Linked DNA regions of Homo sapiens: region 1 is linked to region 2. The links are chromatin contacts, found by Hi-C in ENCODE. All regions are on one chromosome and are shown on one strand. The core of a region is the stretch at or near the end of the contact, and the rest is flanking DNA. Distances in the headings are between cores, read along the strand shown. Region 1 holds the start of RMP24 (ribonuclease MRP subunit p24). Region 2 overlaps DTNA (dystrobrevin alpha).

Region 1 (5,226 bases), core at 2,635-5,134, 1.1 Mb after region 2:
TTAATTCAGCCCATCCCTTCCTTTCCCATAGGGGACTTTTAGTTAATTTAATATCTATAGAAACAATGCTAATGACTGGTTTGCTGTTAATAAATATGTGGGTAAATCTCTGTTCAGGGCTCTCAGCTCTGAAGGCTGTGAGACCCCTGATTTCCCACTTCACACCTCTATATTTCTGTGCGTGTGTCTTTAATTCCTCTAGCGCCACTGGGGTCTCAGCACATGCACACATATTGGATTTCATTTTCACATTTTCCCTCTTTCTGCTTTATTAGTGACCTAGAAACAGATACAACTATGTAAAAAACAAAACAAAACAGAACTTCTATATGGTGTAGTGGCATTTCTCCTATGCCATGGTGGTGTTGTGAGGATTAAATAAATTAATACACGTTAAGATGCTTAGAAAAGTGCCTGGCACATATACAGTGCTCATTGCATATTATTTTTATTTCAATTCAAATGGAAAAAGACTAGTTTACCTAGCATGGGGCTTTTGTATAACTTACTATCCATTTTGAAAAAATGTCAGATGCTCTTACATTTAAGTGAAAATACATTTCATATCAATTAAATATGTGCATGGAAGAAATCATACTAGAAAAGTATGAGAAAAACATCTGATTAGCCAGGTGCAGTGGCTCACACCTATAATCCCAGCACTTTGGGAGGCCAAGGCAGGTGGATCATGTGGTCAGGAGATAGAGACCATCCCAGCCAACATGATGAAACCCTGTCTCTACTAAAAATACAAAAATTAGCTAGGCATGGTGGTGCATGCCTGTTATCCCAGCTACTCGGGAGGCTGAGGCAGGAGAATCGCTTGAACCAGGGAGTCGGAGGTTGCAGGGAACCAAGATCGCACCACTGCACTCCAGCCTGGCAACAGAGTGAGACTCTGTCTCAAACAAACAAACAAAAAAATCTAATTGAATAGTTAGTTGCCTAACTTTGACAAAGCAGGACTTTTTAGACCACACAGAAAACCCAGATCCAATAATGAAAAGAGTGACTTGTTTGATCACATACAAAATTTTGTAATGTTAAAAAGTTATAAATTATGCCAAAGATAAGGAAGAAGAAAATATTGCATCACATATGACAAGCAGAAAGTGAATTTCACCAAAATAAAAGATCTTCTAAAAACTGATAATCCAACAAGAGATTTCTCTTCATAAGAGAAAATGCAAACCATCAAGGGATAAATGAAAAGAGGATTTGCCTTTCACCTATCTAATTTGACCCAGCCTTCTTAGTCATTGATGCTGGGAATATGAATTGCTACAACCTTTTCTGGATGATCTGGCATATAAAAAATGTGCATATTATTCTACCCAGTAATTTATCTTTTAGGAATTCAGACAAAAGAAATAAAACCACCAGTACTGTATTAACTAGCAAAGCACGAATTTTTTTCCAAATGAACATCAATAGGAAAATAAAATATGGTTATTTATTAAATAAATTAAATTATGTTTCATTACATTTTGTAATATGTTCAGCTATTTAAAAGCATGTACTAACTTGAAAAGATGTCTGTGGCCTGCTGTTAAGGAAAAAAGACAAGTTATACAGTAAGGAACTAACATTTTACTTTTGGTTTTGGTTTTGTGTGTGTGTTTGGTTTGTTTCTTTTTGTTGTGGTCGTGGTAAGTGGTGGGGGGTAGCATATTTATACACGTACTTAAGTGTATAAGGACATAGGTAGAGGAGACACCCAATTATTCATGTTGATCGCCTCAGAGAAGTGGGATGGAAAGGTGGGAAGAGCAGGGAAAATAACTTTTCTTCGGAAAAAGTTAAAATGCCTATAGAGATGTAAATATATACTTTCTCTTTACAAATCTTTATATAATTTAGCCCCCCGCCTCCCGCCTTTTTTTTTTTTTTTTTTTTTTTTAGACGGAGTCTCGCTCTGTCGCCCAGGCTGGAGTGCAGTGGCTGTGATCTCGGTTCACTGCAACCTCCGCCTCCTGGGTTCAAGCGATTCCTGTGCCTCAGCCTCCCAAGTAGCTGGAACTACAGGCGCATGCCGCCACACCTGGCTAAATTTTTGTATTTTAGTAGAGACAGGGTTTCACCGTGTTGCCCAGGCTGGTCGCCGACTCCTGAGATCAGGCAATCCACCCGCTTTGCCCTCCCCAAGTGCTGGAATTACAGGCGTGAGCCACTGCGCCTAGCCAATTTAGCTCCCTTTTAAAATTAAAAATGGGCTGGGCATAGTGTCTCATACCTGTGATCCTAACACTATGGGAGGCTGAGGTGGGAGGATCACTTGAGCCCAGGAGTTCAAGACCAGCCTGGGCAATATAGTGAGACGCCCATCTCTACCAAAATAATAATAATAATAACAACAACAACAACAACAACAACAATACCTACGCATGGTAGTGTGCCTGGTTCCCAGCTACTAGGGAGGCTGAGGCAAGAGAACCCTTTAACCCAGCCCAGGAATTCAAGAATGCAGTGAACTGTGATCACACGACTGCACTCCAGCCTGAGCAACAGAGTGAGATCCCATCTCAGATAAATAAATAAAGCAGGCTAAATAAGGGTCCACTATCCAGAACATACACATTAAAAGAACCTTACAACTTATCAACAAAAAGACAACTCCAATAAAAAATGAGCAAAGAACTTAAACAGCCAAAGATACATAAATTGCCAACAAGCACATGAAAAGCTGCTCAAAAGCATCAGTAGTCAGGGAAATGTTAATCAAAACCACAATGAGATGCTACATCATACTCACTAGGAAGGCTAGATTTAAAAAAAAAAGAAAAAGAAAAGCAAATGTTGGTGAGGATACGGAGAAACTGGAACCCTCATTAAGCACAGAATTACTACATAACCCAGCAGATCTACTCTTAGGTATTATACCCCGAAGAACAGAAAAAAGGCACTCAAACAAATGCATGTACACACATGTTCACAGCGGCATTCATTCATAACAGCCAAAAAGTAGAAACAATTCAAACGTTCAACTGATGAATGGATAAACCATTGTGATACCGCCATACAATGGAATATTATTCAGCCATAACAACGAATGAAGTACTGATACGTGCTGCAAGGTGGATGAACCTGATACATTATGCTAGGTGAAGGAAGCCAGACACAAAAGGTCGTGTGTATGATTCCATTTACATGAAATGCCCAGAATAGGTAAATCCATAGAGACAGAAAGCGGACTGGTGGTTGCCAAGGCCTGGGAGGGAGAGGAGGATTGGCCGTAAGTGCTTCATGGAGTTGGCTGTCCTTCGGCGAAATATTTTGGAAATAGCAGAATGGTGCTTGCACAACATTGTAAATTTACTAAACGCCACTGAATTGTTCACCTTAAAATGGTCAATATTACGTTATGTGAATTTCACTTTAATTACAAAAAGAGAAACGCTAGCGTTTACGCAGGCGGAGGGCAGGCTGGACTGGGGACGCTCCTCCCGGCCGCCTCGTTGCTGGCAGCGCTTCCGCCCGCCGGCGCACCAGTCAGTACCGCGCCCGGCGAATGTGGAGGGCGAAGCTGCGGCAGGGCAATCACAAAAGGGCTGTCAGAGAGGAGGCGAGGCGGGAGGAAGATGGAGAGGCGGGTGGGAGCCTCACCTTTGGACTCTATCGCCACAGCCCGGTCTAGCCGCTACGCCCGAGCTCAAGTCTGACTCGAAACTCCGCTGGGTGCCTGAGAGGACCCGGCAGGCCAAGGGGTGGAACTGAGGGGGCGGGGACGCGGCGGGCGGGTGGGGCCGCCTCCCGGCTGGGCACGCCTCCAAGCCAGACTGGACGCGAAGGAAACCGGAACCTGTCTGCCTACGGTGCCTGTTTCCGGAAGCAGCTTGAGTCCGGACACCAACGACGGGGACGCTGGGAAGCCGACTTCCGGCGCCCTATTTTCTCACCTGGTTCCCGCGGCGAGCCAGCGGCAGCGGCGGCGGCGATGAGACAGAAGCACTACCTTGAGGCTGCAGCGCGGGGACTGCACGACAGCTGCCCGGGCCAAGCCCGCTACCTCCTGTAAGAGGACTGGAGGGGAAGCGGGAGGCGAGCGGGTAGGTGTTCCTTTGCTCCTCACAAGTCTCTTTCTCTTTTACAGCTGGGCCTACACTTCGTCGCACGGTAAGAAGAACGCCTGTCTCTTGTGCTTTGGGCTCTTGTCGCCCCGCTTTCCTCTGTTCCGCACAACGCTCAAATAAGGCCGATGGACTCACTTCCCTCCATAAAAACAACAACAACAAAGCCCGCATGTGTCTCGGTTTCGTGAAAAATCCAAATTCTTTAATGTGCCTTGTCTTGCTTTGTTAGCGGCATTTGACACATTGATCAGTCTTGAAATAGTTTCCTCCCTTGGCTTCTAGGTCATTACGTAGTTCACCTCTTCATTTATTACTTCTCGATTTGCTTTGCTGGTTCCTCCTAATCTCCCCAAGCTTTAAGTATTGTCGTGGCCCAGTACTCAGCCCTTGGACCTCTTTTCTAGGCACACTCGCTTCCTTGGTGACAGTTTTTCATCCAATCTCATGGCTTTTAAATACCATATACTGAGGACTTACAAATGTATATACTCAGCGCAGACCTCTCCTCTGAATTCTAGACTCATATATCCGAATGTCTTCTTGACAAATTCTTTTCAATGTCTAGTAATTCAAACTTAGCTAATATGTCCAAAACCTGAGCTTTAACCCCCAACAAGATCCTCCAGTTTTTCTCATTTCAGTAAATAATTCCATTCTTCCCTTACAGTTATTGAGCCCAAAAACCTTGGAGCTATTCTTGACTCCCTAACTCTCTCTCCTCCCCCAGGCCAGTATGCGAGCAAATCCTGTTGGCTTTAAAATGTAGCCAAAATCAGCCAGGAGCGGTGGCTCACCCCTGTAATCCCAGCACTTTGAGATGCAGAGGCGGGCGGATCATTTGAGGCCAGGAGTTCGAGACCAACCTGGCCAACATGGCGAAACGCTGTCTCTACTAAAAATACAAAAAAATTACCTGGCATGGTGGTGCACGCCTGTAATCCCAGCTACTCGAGAGGGTGAGGCATGAGAATCTCTTGAACCCGGGAGGTGGAGGTTGCAGTGAGCGGAGATGGCGCCATTGCACTCCACTCCTCACCACATCCATTGCTACTACCCTGCTCCAGGCCATCACCAGCTCTCTCCTGGATTAATAAAAGTGAAAGTCCTTTAAAAGGATTGTAAGGCCCTGTGTCATAGACCTGCATACCTCTCTGAC
Region 2 (4,498 bases), core at 845-3,344:
CTTTCATTTGGTACAGGGAAAAGCAGTGTGTTTCTGTTTTTGTTTTTGAGACAGAGTTTCACTCTTGTTGCCCAGGCTGGAGTGCAATGGCACGATCTCGGTTCACTGCAACCTCTGCCTTCCAGGTACAAGCAATTCTCCTGTCTCAGCCTCCCAAGAGCTAAGATTACAGGCATGCGCCACCACACCTGGCTAATTTTTTTGTATTTAGTAGAGACAGGGTTTCACCATATTAGTCAGACTGGTCGCAAACTCCTGACCTCAGGTGATCCACCCGCCTTGGCCTCCCAAAGTGCTGAGATTACAGGCGTGCGCCACCACACCCGGCCAGCAGTGTTCTTTACATCAAAAACAACATATCTCACTAGGAACAATTTAAACATAGCTCTTTTTAGAAATAATCAGTTAAATAAACATCACAGGTTTTTAAATTTAAAAATTTACCCCTAACTCATAAAAGGAGTCTGATTTTCTCTAAGTCTTGGTCTCTAATATCTTTCTTTATATTCAGATCTTTAAAAATAGGCATCACACCTTCCTGTACTATAAAGGAACATAAAAGCCTAGTCTTCTTTAGTCTGTCATCATAAAATACTTGAGTTAGAAGGGACTATAGAAGTCATCTTGTTACCAGTGAAGGGTCTTGACCACGAAGTTGTCCAGGGTCTTGGCATTTTGAATAAAGAATTGGACAAAACGCACAAACAAAGCAACAAAAGAATGAAGCAACGAAAGCAGATTTATTGAAACGAAAGTACACTCTACAGAGTAGGAGCCAGCTCCCGTAAGCGGTTCAAGAGCCCTAGTTACAGAGTTTTCTGGGGTTTAAATACCCTATGGAGGTTTCCCATTAGTTATTTGGGTACACCCTGTGTAAATGAGGACTTGGCCCAGGACCACTCTGATTGCTTGCAGGAGGCGACCAATCAGAGGCTGAAGTGAAGTTACAAAGTGACATCCTATGCAAACATTTGATTGGTTGCAGGAGGGGACCAATCAGAAGTACTTTCCATTATTCATCTGCCTCACCATACAAAGGGAGTAGCCTCGGATCCTTTTGTTACTTGGGTGTGGAAAGGCGAGGTTTTCCTTTCCATTCAGTTCTAGGAAGTCAGTACAAATCGTCCTTAGTTTCGCTGCCTCCAGTCCCTATTCTCCTGACTCAATCAGATTCTGCCGCTGCATTTCAGTGCACTTCTCAGAGTCAGAAGCTAGGGAGTAGCAGGCCTTGGAAAAGAAATGTGGTTTCTCCTACTACTCCCACGCTGCAAAATGAGTCTTGCTGTGGGCTCCATTTCAGACTAGCTTCTTACCATGCCTTGAATAAGGCTGGTATTCCAGTGTATTTATGTGGCAAACAACACAAAAATAAATTCAAAGACATTCCCTCGTATAAATATCATACTGTTCTTTCACAAGGCACCTGTAGTTGGGAAGTATTACATTCTTTTCTTTTTGTTTTTGTTTGTTTGTTTGTTTGTTTGAGATGGAGTCTCACTCTGTCACCCAGGCTGGAGTGCAGTGGCACGATCTCGGCTCACTGCAACCTCTGCCCCTCCAGGTTAAAGCAATTCTCTGCCTCAGCCTCCGGAGTAGCTGGGATTACAGGCGCGTGCCACCACGCCCGGCTAATTTTTTGTTTTTTTTTTTTTTTTTTTTTTTTTTTTTGGAGAGACGGGGTTTCACCATCTTGGCCAGGCTAGTCTTGAACTCCTGACCTCGTGATCCACCTGCCTCGGCCTCCCAAAGTGCTGGAATTACAGGCGTGAGCCACCGCGCCCAGCCCATTCTTTTCATCTTTCAGTTTGGGTGCCAACTATGTTCCAGGTATATCTATAACTCTGAGTCATACTTTTTATAGTAAGTACAGATGCCTCTTTGCAGAAACCCTTGTCAGAATTAGTCCTGTTTTCTTCTTCCATACAAAAAGACGAAATGAAGCAAGTTCTTTATGACTATGTTTGGATTTTACCAAGTTCCTGTTGATTGCATGGATGTTTCCGGAGGCTCTATCTTTGCTCTGCTCTTCAGACACTTTAACACCTGAGCACGGCAGAGCTTTGTTTTTCGTTAATGCATACTTTCATTTTTGTCTTAAAACCACAATGAACTTTCTCAACGATCATGTTTCCCTTTCCCTTTTCACTTTCGCCACAAGAAAACTGAAAGCTGAGTCACAGCCAGAAGTGACAATGAATATGAATGATAGGCATTTCTATGTGCTAATCTGACGCTTTGCTGCATACTAACTCTACATACACTGTCCCGTAAAATTACTGTAACAAACCTAGGAGATAGGCAGTATTATTCTACTCGTTTAATGGATAAGGAAACTGAGATTCACAGAAGTCACACAGAAGTTGCAGATATCATACCTTTCACTTAGTGTATATATTTATGTACTTATATATGATTTATAAGGAGAAATTTTTTCTTAGAAAAAAATTTGTATAATTGTGTGTAATTTATGTATATATTTCCTAAGAAAAAAATTATCTTGTATAACCATGATACCATCTTCAATTCGGGAAAGTTAATGTTGATATATGGTATTTAATATAAACCCATATTAAAATTTTGACAATTGTTCTAACACTGTTCTAAAAGAAAGTAGCTTTTAACGGCCGGGCGCGGTGGCTCACACCTGTCATCTCAGCACTTTAGGAGTGCGAGGCGGGCGGATCACGAGGTCAGGAGATCGAGACCATCCTGGCTAACACAGTGAAACCCCGTCTCTACTAAAAATACAAAAATATTAGCCGAGCGTGGTGGCAGGCACCTGTACTCCCAGCTGCTGCAGAGGCTGAGACAGGAGAATGGCGTGAACCCGGGAGGCGGAGCTTGCAGTGAGCCGAGATCACGCCACTGCACTCCAGCCTGGGCGACTGAGCGAGACTCCGTCTCAAAAAAAAAAAAAAAAAAAAAAAAAAAAAGAAAGTAGGTTTTAACACACATATACATTAGAAATAATCTGACAGACTATCAGAATAAAGGCACTTCTTTAGAGATGAATACATGTAGTGCTAGGAAAGGAAAATCACTATTTAGTCTTGTTTTCTCATTCTCCTTGGAAGGTGGAGGTTACACCACAGATTTGTTATTATACCTACATTTGGAAAACGCTGGTGGAAACTTAGAGAAGATTGAATGAAGACACTCTTAAATTAATTTTTAATTGAATTCGATGTCATATTTTTAAGAGATTACTACTGTAAGATAAATGTACAATTAGATTTTTTTAGTGTTGACTAATTCTAAATTAATTTGCCATTACTCTTAATGGCAAAAACCGCAGTTACTTTTGCACCAACCTAATAATACCAGTTAACGTTCTCTGATAGTTTTTAAATGCTTCTCTTAGTGTTTCTCACCTACAGTTTTAGAAGGTTGCTTTAACCCTCTTCCCAAAGTGTTTCTGTGGCCAAAGGGCCAAAATTACAGAACAGTATCAAGAAGAGAACTGGAAAGAAATCAGAAACATTATCTATTCTTGTACCAAAGACTACTGTGGATGTACCTGGAACACCATACACAGACAAGGTCAAAAAAAAAAAAAAAAAAAGAGAAAGAGAAAGAACACCTCCTGAATTTGTCACTGAGGAATATTCTTGAATGGGGCAAGGCTTTTGAAATTAGAATGCTTCAACCCAGGAAGACAAAGACTAAAATAAGATACCATTAAAGCATATAAAATTATGATGTTTCTCATCCTCTGGATTCAGAAAAGAAGCAATTTTAAAGGAAATTGAAAGAAAGATTGCTTCAAGAGTAAGCAGTCCTTACTCTTGTAAGGATTGCTTGTAAGTGGCAATAATAGTTAAAAATATAAATTTAAAAATTTATATTTTATAGTTAAAAAGTTAAAAATATAAATTTATTCAAAAAGAATTGTGAAATATTTATAAATTTTAAATTCATAATTCATTATAGAAGAAGCCTATAAGAAAGTGAATTAGAAATGTCCTCCACTGCTTTAGGAGGCTGAGGCAGGAGGAGCTCTTGTAGCCAGGAGTTCAAGACAAGCCTGGGCAACATAGTGAGAAACCATCTCTTAAAAAAGAAAAAAAGATTAGTCAGGCATGGTGGCACATGCCTGTAGTATCAGCTACTCATGAGGCTGATGGCGGAGGACTGCTTGAACCCAGGAGACTGAGGTTACAATCAGCTATGATTATGCCACTGCACTCCAGCGTAGGCAACAGAGTGAGACCTTGTCTCTAAAAAAAAATAGAAAAAAATAGAAATGTATCATTTATATCACTAACCTGTCCTCCCACAAAATATCTTTCAATTGAGTGAGTCATTGACCTAGCTCACTGTGACATTTTTATATCATCAGTTTTTCGTTGCAGAGTTCTTGTCATAGTTTCATTTAATATGCTATCATTGAGACTAGCCATATCCATTTATACATTAATACATACATGTTTAAAGTTTCCATGCAGTTTTAGTATGTAAGTATGAATATTTCAAACTCAAACAGAAATCTTTGGGGCAA

The links. Hi-C counts contacts between places; a loop is a spot of excess contacts on that map. Pooled maps may share reads with other maps.
Region 1: a loop to region 2 is called in a map of CD8-positive, alpha-beta T cell, with 24 times the contacts of the local background. The contact joins the promoter of RMP24 here to the enhancer-like site in region 2. A Hi-C loop is called at or near these places in 3 of 168 maps with a recorded cell type or tissue (CD8-positive, alpha-beta T cell and naive thymus-derived CD4-positive, alpha-beta T cell) and 9 of 50 pooled maps.

What each region holds. Positions count from the first base shown.
Region 1 is chr18:35,968,795-35,974,020 of GRCh38, forward strand. RMP24 (ribonuclease MRP subunit p24) reads left to right here and starts at 3,885. Exons shown (of 5, transcript NM_031446.5): 1 at 3,885-4,011; 2 at 4,091-4,113. The coding sequence starts at 3,935. LOC105372066 (a long non-coding RNA gene) reads right to left here and starts at 3,657. Exons shown (of 4, transcript NR_188032.1): 1 at 3,604-3,657. RefSeq lists silencers at 3,372-3,666, 3,606-3,755 and an enhancer at 3,675-4,567.
Region 2 is chr18:34,858,582-34,863,079 of GRCh38, forward strand. All of the region lies in intron 16 of DTNA (dystrobrevin alpha), which reads left to right. Among named protein-coding and RNA genes, the nearest start is that of DTNA-AS1, 93 kb to the left of the region's middle. RefSeq lists a silencer at 1,064-1,358 and enhancers at 1,961-2,060, 2,071-2,200. Within about 2 kb of position 2,095, at least 6 of the 41 ENCODE cell types and tissues checked have a DNase peak (open chromatin) inside an H3K27ac peak, as active enhancers do; they include CD8-positive, alpha-beta T cell, where a contact is called at or near this core.